Linked DNA regions of Homo sapiens: region 2 is linked to region 1. A link is a contact called in ENCODE Hi-C or POLR2A ChIA-PET data. All regions are on one chromosome and are shown on one strand. Each heading gives the region's core, a stretch centred on a gene start or an enhancer-like site at or near the end of the contact. The rest is flanking DNA. Distances are from core to core; before and after follow the strand shown.

The links. Hi-C counts contacts between places; a loop is a spot of excess contacts on that map. ChIA-PET counts read pairs that join two places held with the same protein, here RNA polymerase II (POLR2A). Pooled maps may share reads with other maps.
Region 2: a loop to region 1 is called in a map of ascending aorta, with 2.3 times the contacts of the local background. The contact joins the promoter of DYNC2LI1 here to the enhancer-like site in region 1. A Hi-C loop is called at or near these places in 1 of 168 maps with a recorded cell type or tissue (ascending aorta) and 2 of 50 pooled maps. POLR2A ChIA-PET finds 5 or more read pairs at or near these places in 5 of 52 experiments (HepG2, MCF 10A, OCI-LY7 and 2 more).

Annotation. Positions count from the first base shown.
Region 1 is chr2:43,733,862-43,740,031 of GRCh38, reverse strand. It overlaps PLEKHH2 (pleckstrin homology, MyTH4 and FERM domain containing H2), which reads right to left. Exons shown (of 30, transcript NM_172069.4): 20 at 1,512-1,691. Among named protein-coding and RNA genes, the nearest start is that of DYNC2LI1, 37 kb to the left of the region's middle. Within about 2 kb of position 2,456, at least 3 of the 41 ENCODE cell types and tissues checked have a DNase peak (open chromatin) inside an H3K27ac peak, as active enhancers do; they include ascending aorta, where a contact is called at or near this core.
Region 2 is chr2:43,770,423-43,776,592 of GRCh38, reverse strand. DYNC2LI1 (dynein cytoplasmic 2 light intermediate chain 1) reads right to left here and starts at 2,554. Exons shown (of 13, transcript NM_016008.4): 1 at 2,447-2,554. The coding sequence starts at 2,454. LOC105374571 (a long non-coding RNA gene) reads right to left here and starts at 2,440. Exons shown (of 2, transcript XR_940033.2): 1 at 2,047-2,440; 2 at 1,601-1,720. It also overlaps the pseudogene RN7SKP66. RefSeq lists an enhancer at 2,619-2,668.

The DNA.
Region 1 (6,170 bases), core at 1,207-3,706:
GCCCTTAAGGAACCTACAGTCTAGTAGGAGACAGTTATATATTTAAACAGTAAATTATAATACAACATGGTAATACCACGTATTAACTTTTTAAAGCATAACCAATGGAAGGAATGACTAACTTCTTGTGGAGTCAAGGAAGGCATCACAGGGAATATGTTGCTTAGGCTGGACTATAAAGTCTACGGAAGGGAAGGAAGAGGAGGGATCCAGGTAACAGGAATACCATCAGGTGCATGGTGGAGAATATTGCAAAGGTGGAGTGTGTTTGAAGGATGGGGCGAATTTATTCATTCACTGTCTGCTGGAGGCAGGAAGTGGAGAAAGAGCGGGCCAGTGGAGCCAGATGACAAAGTGTTCTTGATGCAGATGAAGCTTAAGCTTCAGATTCCCTCTTGGGCACAGGTCCTGGGAAAGGCTTATTAACTGTGTTTACATGGTCATATGATTTCTAAAATGTGCAAAAGTAATCCATTTTCAAGTCTTTGTCTTAAAGAGCATTTCCCAAACTGTATAAGCTTCGGTCTCACAAAACCTAGATCCAACCCCGACAGTCCTATATGCTAAGGTAAGAAATTTCTGATTTATCCTGTGGCTAACAGGCAGTCAATACACAAAGATAAAAACAGGTGTTCATTGAAGAGTAAACACAGATGACTACCAAACACCTGAAAAATATATTCAACTGCACTAATAAAGAAACGCATCCTGAGTCAATAGTGAAATATTTTTTTTTGCCTGGTAAGAATTTAAAATATACTGAATGTTGTTGAAGATATAGGAAAATTCTAAAAATGAATTCAAAGGAATTCGCTGGACCTGTCCACAAGATTTAGGTTCCTGGTGGGCGCGGTGGCTCACACCTGTAATCCCAGTACTTTGGGAGGCCAGAGCGGGCGGATCACCTGAGATCAGGAGTTCGAGGCCAGCCTGACCAACATGGTGAAACCCCATCTCTGCTAAAAATGCAAAATTAGCCGGGAGTGTTGGCACATGCCTGTAATCTCAGCTACTTGGGAGGCTGAGGCAGGAGAATTGCTTGAACCCGGGAGGCGGAGGTTCCAGTGAGCCGACATTGTGCCATTGCACTCCAGCCTGGGCAACAAGAGCGAAACTCCATCTCATTTAGGTTCAAAGATGTCTACTGCAGAGGTATTTATTATAGGAAAAAATATAGAAATGTATCGTACTTAATGTTAACATGACCATTAATGTTTTGAAGAATGTCTAAGGATATAGGGGAAACGATTATTTTCTATAGTTTAAAAAAGTAGTATGCACACTGTAACTCCAGCAATATAAAAAACTGTGAGTGTACACACACCAACATACACACATTTATATATAAACATATAAATAAACCAAAAAGGTAGACATCAAAATATTAATACCTATTTTTCCTTCTGCACTTTTTGTATTCTCCAAATGTCTATGCTGAATGTGTATCATTCTTACAATCAGAAAAAAAAACACTTTAAATTGCATGTATATGTATCAATATTAATATCTACCTGCAATGGTCCTGGTTGATTCTGTGGCTGTCTTCGTCTTGTCTGTTTAATAAGCTGACAGCAAATTTCATTCTGCAGCTCAGGATGTGTCAGGCAGATTTGCAAAGCACTCTGGGCTAAAGATATGTGGTAATCAATTGCAGGAGAGTCAACTGCAGCATTTATAAAAAGCTGGCAGGTCTGAATTAAACAAAAAAAGATATATTCAAGGTGAGGAGTGATTAGATTTATTCTGCATGAATTATATCGAATATCTTTTCAGCAGTAGTTTTTGTTTAAAATGATGGAAAAGGATATATTATGATAACACTAATCAAAAGAAATCTGGAATCGCCACAATAATAGCAGACAAAGCAGATTTCAGAGCAAGGAATTCTGCCAGAGATAAAGAGGGTCATTTTATAATGATAAAGGGGTCAGTTCATCTAGAAGACATAACAATCCTAAACATCTACATACTTAATAACAGAGCTTCAGAATACATGTGAATCTCATCCAGCATATTTTTCATTTTAGTCACTGCATTTTTCATCTCTAAAAATTCAATTTGGGTCTTTTTAATATCTTCTCTTACTCTTCTTAAAATGCTCATGCTTTCCTTTACCTTCCTGAACATGTGAAGTGTGGTGGCCAATCTCCAAAGTGGTCCTCCGTGATCTCCACATCCTGACATTCAGATCCATAGTTAATTCCCTCCTGTATTCTACCAGGGTTGGTCTGTGTGACTGGTAGCATGTGGCACGCCATTTCTAAGATTAGCTTATAAAAAACAATGCACTTCCATCTTGGTCACTCTCTCTCTTTCCCCGTTAGATCATTTCCTCTGGGGAAGGTAGCTGCCATGTCTTGAGCAGTCATTTGGAGAGGCCCATGTAGTGAGGTACTGAGGCTTCTTTGCCAACAGCCACGTGAGAGAGTTTGGAATCCTCCAGCCCCATTCCAATCTTCAGATGCCTGCTACCCCCGCTGACAGCTTGATGGTACCGCCAGGAGACTATGAGTCAGAACCACCCAGCTAAACTGCTTCTAGATTCCTGACCCTTCAAAACTGTGTGAAATAGCAAATGTTGTAAGTCACTAAGTGTTGGGGAAATTTTAAATGTAACAGTAGACAACAGATACACAGAAATGTCCTTATCTACCATCACCTGCATCATTTCTAGATATGTTTCTATGATTACTTTTTCTTACCCATTGTATTGTCATACTTGACCCGATTCTCTGTATGCCTGGTGATCTTTGACTGGATGCAGACGTTGTGAATGTTATACTCTTGGGCACTGGACTTTTTGGTATGCTTTAAACATTTTTTAGCTTTGCTCTGAGATGACAGTTAAATTACTTGGAAATGGTTCGGTTCTTCCAAGGTCTGTTTTAAGTTTCTTAGGGTGGACCAAAACAGCCTTACATTTAGGACTATCTGGGCCCCATTCCAGAGGCAATCACCTTCTGTGCACTCTATTTGATGTCCAATGTATCAAAGATTTTTCCATTCTAGAAGATGGGAAAACTGTTTCCAGCTCTGTGTGAGCTGGAATTTTTTTGCCTGTGTCTTTCTGTCCTCAGCCTCAGGTACTTTCCGCACATACACACATGCTTATCAGTTCTCAGATGAAAACACGAATCTCTGGAGCTCTCCCTCCCTCCCTCTCTTTAGCTCTCTCCTCTCAGCCCTGTGATTGATTGATTTATTTATTTTTTAGACGGAGTCTTGCTCTGTTGCCCAGGCTGGAGAACAGAGCTCAGCGCAACTTCTGCCTCCTGGGTTCAAGTGATTCTCCTGCGTCAGCCTCCCAAGTAGTGAGATTACAGGCACCAACCACCACAACTCGCTAATTTTTTTATTTTTAGTAGAGACAGGGTTTCCCCCTGTTGGCCAGGCTGGTCTCGAACTCCTGATCTCAGGTGATACACCCACCTCAGCCTCCCAAAGTGCTGGGGTTACAGGGTGAGCCACCGCGCCCGATCAGCCCTGTGAAGTCTAACTACCTTGGCCTTCTCAAATTCTGAACTCTGTCTCCGTGACTCAGGAAGACTGCCAGGCTCTATTTGGGTGCTCCCTCTCTGCACAGCAGTCTTGAATCTCTCCAGACAGTAAGCTGCAGCAATCACAGGGCGTATGTCATTAGTTTTTTCCGAAGAATCTGTCCTACACTGCCTACATTCAACATCTGAAAACCACTGGCAGGGCAAATCCAGTCCCTGTGGCTCCATCATGGCCCAAAGTAGTTCTTCCTTTTTATCTTCTAACTGGTTGTTGCTTGCACACATAAAAGCGTTTGTTTTTTGCTTATTTTGTACCTCTCACTATCTTATCAAATTCTCTTTTTGTTTGTAGTAGTTTTTTAGTTTGTTCTTTTGGGTTTTCTGGGTATACAAATATACCATCTGTAAATATTTTCATTTATTGCCTAATAACATCGGTTAGTTCCCTAACAGAATGTTAAATAATAATAATAATAACAAACTTTATGTAATTTATACTTTAATTGAAAAATTTAAAAAATAATGGGGCATATCTTTGTCTTTTTCTCACTTTAGTGGAAATGTTTCTAAAATTTCTCCATAAAGCATGATGCTTGCTTTTAGCTAAAACAAGAATATTTTATCATGTTGAAGTATCTATGTATTGCTATTCTATAAATGTTAAATTTGTCAAATGCCTTTTCGGCATCTACAGATATGATTATCTCCCTAATAATAAGTAATATTAATAGATATCCCAATACTTAGCCATCCTTGATTTCCTAGAATAAATCCCTTTCAGTCATAATTTAATATTTTCTAACATTAAAAAATGTTATTGACACATAATAGCTGCATATATTATTGGAGCATATGAATTTTTTGATACATGCCTGCAACATGTAATAATCAAATCAAGGGAATTGGGATACCCACTACCTCTAACATTTGTAATTTCTTTGTGTTGGGAACATTCCAAATCTTCTCTTCTAAGTATTTTGAAATATACTCTAAGTCCTTGTCAGCTATAGTTGCCCTACTGTGCTGTTGAACACTAGAACTTATTCTTCTTAAATAAATGTATTTTTGTACCCATTAACCAACCTCCTTTCATCCCTCCACCCCCTACTACCCAGCCTCTGGTAACCACCATTCTATTTTACCATCTACCTCTATGAGATCCACTTTTTTAGCTCCCACCTATGAGTGAAAACATAAGATATTTGTCTTTCTGTGCTTGGCTTATTTTACTTAATATAATGTTCTCCAGTTCCATCTATGTTGTTGCAAATGACAGGGCTTTGTTTTTCGTAATGGCTGAATAATATTCCATTGTGTATATATACTACATTTTTTTCTTTTTTTTGAGACAGAGTCTTGCTCTGTCACCCAGGCTGGAGTGCAGTGGCACACTCTCGGCTCACTACAACCTCCACCTCCCAGGTTCAAGCGATTCTTGTGCCTCAGCCTCCCTAGTAGCTGGGATTACAGGAATGCACCACTACGCCCAGTTAATTTTTGTATTTTTAGTAGAGACAAAATAAATTTTGTATTTTTAGTAGAGACCAGCCTCCCCATGTTAGCCAGGCTGGTCTCAAACTCCTGGCCTCAAGTGACCTGGCTGCCTTGGCCTCCCAAAGTGCTGGGATTACAGGCCTGAGCCACTGGCCCGGCCCATCATTATCCATTCATCTACTGATGAACACTTAGGTTGATTCCATATATCGGTTCTTGTGAACAGTGCTATAATAAATATAGGAATCCCGATATCTCTTCAATATACTGACTTACTTTCATTTGGATATACTCCCAGTGAGACTGCTGGATCACATGGTAGTTCTATTTTTAGTTTTTTGAGGAACCTCCATACTGTTTTTCAAAGTTGCTGTACTAATTTACATTCCCACCGATGGTGTATGAGTTTTCCTCTTTCTCTGCATCCTTCACAGCATTCGTTATTTTCTGCCTTTTCGATAACAGCCATTTTAACTGGGGTGAGATGATATTTCATTACGATGCTGATTTGCATTTCCCTGATGATTAGCGATGCTTAGCATTTATTCATATACTTGTTGGCCATTTGTATGTCTTCTTTTGAGAAATGTCTATTGAGATCTTTTGCCCATTTTAAAATTGGATTATTTGTTTTTTGCTATTGAGTTGAATGATTTAATATTCTTTAAATGATGCTGGATTCTAATTGCTAATATTTTATTATTTTTGTTCAATCTTTGCTGCATTCTCATATGAAAGCAATACTTATTTAACAAAGAGAATATAGTGATATAATGACTGAGGATTGCTTCAAAATAATCCAAAGTTAGGGTGCAGTGGGAAATGGGAGAATAAAACAAAATTGGCCATGTGTTGATGACTGTAGATCTGAAAGATGAGTACTTTAGGCCTCATTGTAATATTCTCTCTACTCATATATGTTGGAAATTGTCCCAAGTAAAAAGTAAAAGAAAAAATTGAATTTAGAAAAGTTCCTTCTTTTTCTATGCTTTGGGACAATTTAAACAGCATTGAAATTATCTACACGTAAAGTTTGGTAAACTCCTCTGTTTAGATTTTCATTTTCCTGTGGAATCAATTTTGGTCATTTATATTTTCTTATAAAATTGACCACATCATCTAGATTTTCAAATATACTTGTATAGTCTTTCTTGCTTTAGGTATTGGTGTACTCTACAG
Region 2 (6,170 bases), core at 1,305-3,804, 36 kb before region 1:
AACTAGTTCTCTGAAGAATACTGAAATTGATAAGCAGAGCCTTTATTGCCAGGATTTGAGGCTGTCACATTTGGGTCTTCCCCTACGGTTCATAGCTGTGTATGTCAGCTTCTCAGACACATATGGAGGTACAATGACTTTGGGAATGTACAACTTGAAAACCACAAACATTTAAGTCACCTAGGAAGATGGGAAAAGTACAAAACCAGTGTATCAAATAATCTTTCCTCCCTGAAACATTTCTTTTTTGTGTTTTAGATTATGTTTTTAGGTAAAAAAAAATTTTGTTTAATATAAAAGTATATGGGAGGCTGAGGCAGGAGGATCACTTGAGATCAGCCTAGGCAATACAGGAAGATCCCATCTCTACTACTGCTACTACTACTACTACTACTAATAAATTAGCATGGGGGAGGGATAGCATTAGGAGAAATACCTAATGTAAATGATGAATTAATGGGTGCAGCAAACCAACATGGCACATGTATACATATGTAACAAACCTGCACGTTGTGCACATGTATCCTAGAACTTAAAGTATAAAAAAAGAAGAAGAAGAAAAGAAAACAAACAAAAAAAATTGGCTGAGGCTGGGAGTGGTGGTTCACACCTGTAATCCCAGCACTTTAGGAGGCCAAGGTGGGTGGATCACTTGAGGTCAGGAGTTCAAGACCAGCCTGGCCAACATGGTAAAACCCCATCTCTACTAAAAAAAAAAAAAAAAAAAAAAAAAAAAAATTGGCCAGGTGTGGTGGCGGGTGTCTGTAACTCCAGCTACTCAGGAGGCTGAGGCATGAGAATCACCTGAACTCAGGAGGTGGATGTTGTATTGAGCCAAGATCGTGCCACTGCACTCCAGCCTGGGCAACAGAGCGAGACTCTGTCTAAAAAAAAAAAAAAGAAAATAAAAAAAGAAAAAGAAAAGAAATTAGCTGGGTGTGGTGACATGCACTCGTGGTCCCAGCTACTAGGGAGGCTGAGGCAGGAGGATTGCCTGAGCCCTGGAGGTCGAGGCTGCAGTAAGCATGTTGACATCACTGCACTCCAGCCTGGGTGACACAGCAAGACCTTGTCTCCCCCCGCCAAAAAAAAACCATAAAGAAAGAAAGAAAAAAAAACCCTAAAACCACAAACATTTTGAAAACAATCCTTTCATTGATTTCTTTACACAGATATATAACTTTACACGATAAAATCATATATATATTAATTAAAGCCTAAGTGAAAATGGAATATTAAACTAAAAACTAACCATGGGCAAGACCTGATAGGTCCTAGCCTGATTCTGCTACTTCCTATGTATGTGAACTTGGGAAAACTACCTAACCTCTTTAAATCCTTCATTCCTTTATTAATTAAACAAATATTTATTGAGCACCTAATATATGCAATCCTCTGTGCTATTCCCCAGGCTCAATTGTTTCTCTATCTCTAAAAAGCCAATAAAAAAGAGTATCAGCTTTATAGGATTGTCATAATTGTTAAAATATATATGTAGTTTAGGGCATGGCCTATACAATTACAAAAATTATTGAGGGCTTGTAATTATACTATTCAAGAACCAGGAATAAGAAAAAGGGTCAAAACAGGAGTCCTTAAATGTTTGCACTAAAATTCATGCATTTATTTCACAGGTGAGCCTTCAGAACTCAGTTTCGGGCTGTTTGCTCTTCATTTACACAACATTCTTTCAAAATATGAGGATCTGCTTTCCAAATACCTAGCAGAGAGGAAAGACGGAGGTGCTGCAGTCAGCCACGACACCTGCGGAAATCGGGAAGTATAACCATAGCTTTATAACTAACCAATTATCCCTTGATGGAAAGCTGACAATTCTCCACACTATCCCAAGGAGAGAAAAAGATTTATCCTGCTCTGTGATGCACTCCCTGACCCCTCTCCCCGACGTGCTTAAGCATAAATTGTTGAGAAAAGGTTTAGGAATATCTTGTGAACAGGTAATTAAAATGAATATCATAGAATTGAACAGCTAGAATATAGTTTACAAACCCTCTCCCGTTTCCCCCCTTAAAAGTGATGTTATACTTTCCACAGTGCCTTCCAAGTTTCCCCTCGCTTATTACTGCGAACCCCCGCACCAGGAGGGGAGGCCCCTGGGGAGAGGAGGCTTTGTGGTCTAGCTCATCGCCGAATGTCCTGCTCCGGAAGTAGTCTCTGGCCTGCAAGAAACTTTTATTCAATCATTGAATGGGTGGAGTTGCTGATCTTTCCAAATCTCTCACTTTTCTACCTAGGGAACTTTCTTTTCTTTCCTGTTTGCGGCAGAATCTTTATGCTCAAGGCTGATTCCTAGGTCCCCGACCCTGCATATCCTGGTGGCAAGTAGCCACCCCCACAATCTTCCAACAGCTGGTCCCGCCTGGGCTTCCTCTCTCCAGGAATACTCTCAGTAGCCTTTCCCACGCAAGCCGGGTTCAGGGAATACCTGGGCATCGTCGACGGCCTGGCTGCCGCAAACGTCACAGGCTCGGAGTAGTGACCAGCCTAGAATCAGGCGGCGAGCTCCGCAAGGAGTCTGGGAGTGAGGCCTTCTGGGTTGCCATGGGAGCGACGTCGCGGCCGCGGTTGCGTGGGGAGACGGGCATCATGGGAAATGTAGTTTTCAGGAGTCCTTTTACATCTCATTCTCGGCCTCAAGCCTTAGGATTGCTTTTAGATCCCAAGTTAGTAACTCCTTGTTACCTCCTAGAACGAGATGATAAGGGGTTACAAACCTGGGATCTAAAAGCAATTTTCTTTTATTTTAAAATTTTTTTACTGGGTGTCAACTATATGCCAAGGGTCTCTGCTCTCTCTCTCTCTCATCTTTCACTTTTTTCTTCCCAATCGCCATGATTTAGGAATAGAGGGTGTAACAATCTCTTGAGCTGTTTTCTGCTAATTTACTAGAAGCAAGGAATATTCGGACTTTAAAATTTAAAATAAGGCACGTAATTTTAATATTTTCCAACTTTCTAGATGTTTAGTTGTTTCAAGTTTTATTCAATAGCACATTGTGTATTTATTAATAAATTAATGAAGCAAGTGCATCTCCTACATACTTCATTTACTTTGTGAATGTAGATTATTTTCTTTTGGAACTTTGTGGTCTCTTTATAGATCTGCAGGAGTGTCCAAATAAATAACGAGCATTGAAATAAATAACAATCATTGAATATGCAAGGCCCTATGCTACACAGAATAAGGAATAAAGAGATGAGTAAGAAAAGATCGCTGCCCTTAAGAAAGACACACACTCAGCTAATTATAAGCACCTAAGGAAGTGAGTGATCTAAACTATTGTATAGAGGTACAAAAATTGCATGAGGGCAAGTGACCAATTATGCCTGAAGGAGATGGTGAAACCATGGCACTGATAGTATTTGGTCTGTATTGAATGCTGAGTAGACTCAGGCTTTCTAGCCTAAGATGCCCTGAATATTTGAAGGAGATACCCTCCCTCCAGTCCTCTACTATTCGGCTTGATTTCTATGGTGCGATGTTCAAGTACATGGGCTTTGGCGTGAGATGGACCTAGGTTCAAGTTCTGACTTGGCCACGCTGGCTAAGTTGTCACATTGCCACATCGGGTAAATCACTGAATTTCTGATCCTGTAAAGCGGGAAAGATTGTGAATCTTAAATGAGATAAATGTAGGTAAAACATAACTTACGTGGGTGTCTGACACATTATAACTGCTTAATGCTTGTTATTATTGTGTGATAAGCTGCTGGTCAGCAACTTCGAACAAAGAAACACAAGGAACACATTCCTGGAAACAAGGCTGATGGTTGATAAAAGGGTGTTTATTTCAAATAAAGTCATTGGGAACAAAATCCTCCCAACACCTAGGTATATTTTGGAGACGTAAAGAACACTAAGCTGCACATAGGAAGGGAATTAATGGGAGTAGAGCTCACCGAAGAAAGGATGATTTTTCAAAGGAGGCTTATACATCTGTCATTGAATCAACAGCTATAGCCTGGTGCTAAGCCAGACTTTAAGCTCACAAACTGATATGGGACAGATTGTAATGAATTGTAATGATTTGGGTTCTAGAACTTCAGAATACTTTTGCATGCTAGTTAGGAAGGCCTGTTGATATTGATAGCAATAACGACAGCTAACATTTTTGCCAAGTGCTTGCTATGTACTGGGCACAATACTCAGTACGAGTACTTCAAAAGTACACTTGTTTGAATAACGGGGAGAGGTGTTTGAAGGAGGGAGCTTGGTAACCAGGAAAGTGAAGGTGATCCGGCTGGGCCCTGATCAGCAGCATTGATTCAGGGTTGATTCAGTTGATCTGACTGAGCAGGTGAGTTCCCCTTTCTTCCCTCATTCCTCTTGAGGCCTTCATACTTGGGCAAAGAAAGTGACTTTCCTGGGTAGATGAAGATTGTTCTTAAGGTAAGAATGGAAGGAGAAGGAGACAATTTTATGCTGCTTTCTGGATGGAATGAGCAACAGTGCAGAAGGGTAAAGGCGTGTGCAGGATGTATTTGGGAAACTGAATAGTTTGGGTTGCGATCATATAAAGTGCCTGGTGGAGCTACAGTGGAAGAGCAAACTGGGCAGGTAGATGGGGCTACTGTGAAGGATGCTGTAGTCTAGACTTTACTGTGTTGGTTATGAGAAACCAAATAGGGTTTAAAAATAGGAGTGTGCCATGATTAGACATGAATTTCAGTGAGATAATTTTTTGCAGTTGTGTGAAGGGTGGTTTGGCATCTAGAAGACCATGCGGAGGCTATTAACAATAGCTAGGAAAGTGACAGGCAGAGTTTTAAAATTTTTTCCCTTGTTTTCAAAGTTATATAAGCTAATTGTAGGGGAAAAAACGTATGCACAGAAAATTAAGAGGGTAAAATAAGCATAAGCCAGAAGTAGTAACTATTAGGTATTTTGGAAATACATTTGATATGTTTCATTCTAATCTTTTTTCTTACAAAGTTGAGATTAATTGTAAAGTTAATTAATGTCCTGATTTTAACATGTATTTCCCCATATCAAATTTTAAAAATGCACCATATCAAATTTTAAAACTGCATCATAAACATAACTTTGATGGTTGCAGAATATTTCACTGCATAGATTTTTCGTAATGTACTTAAGCATTCTCCTAATGTTGAGTACATTTGGGGTGGTTCAGAGTGAACACCTAACATGAGCTGGGTTAATCACAGTCCTTCCCTGAAATTTTTCAAACTAGAATTGGGAAAAGTAAGTCACTCTACCTCTAGAGGAAATTAGCATATTTTATGCTAAATGAATTATTTTGTAGTTAGTGAGCACACATCAGACACACATCAATATGAAGGGAAAGTGCTGGCATATGTCTCATGGTTCTAATTGTCCCTAAGGCTTGCCTGTGTCCTCACCTTTCTTATGGCTTGGTTGTTCAGCTTGCTCTTTGATTATATGAGACATCCTAATATCCTTGTAATACAATTTCTCATTTTTGTCTAAGCTAGTTCAAGTTGAATTTTGGAATTTACAGCAAAAAGAGTTCTATCTAATACAATTACTAGACAGTAGAAAGTAAGACGTTGGTAAAAGGGAGAAAAGTCAATGTTTCCTTCTTGATGGATGAACTGGTGATCCTCTTAACCAATTTTAAGGGGCACAGAGCAGGAGAAGCAGGTTTAGAGGACATGGTGAGTTTGAGATATCGTCCAGCAGACAGTTGGACCATTTGGGGTCTGCTGGACTTGGCAGTTAAGTGGTCAGTGATAACCTCATGTGAAGATGTTTCGATAGAATAGTCAGTACATGAAAGCAGTGTTGATGATACCCTATCCCTGAGTGGAACATCTTATAATCTGTACATGATCCAAAACCCAAGAACTCTCCACAAGCTTTCCTAAGGTTACACTTTCTGTAAACTTTTCTCTCATAAAAGGCAACTCTTATTGGGTTTGATAGCATTTTCCAGAAACTCAAGAAGTTAATAACATCTAAGCCATTTCCTCTGGTATCACCCAATATTCAGTTCCTAGGAGCTCCTGGGAATTCATTAGAGCCACATAGTGAGAGAGGGAATTAGCCTTCTTTTGCCACTGCCACTGCTAAAGAAGAGTTGTTTGATTTTCATAAAACCACAGTATAACCTAGCAGCACGTTCAGAAAGAGCGGCCCTTCCCCTCCCACCCCCACTCTGTTTATTAGAA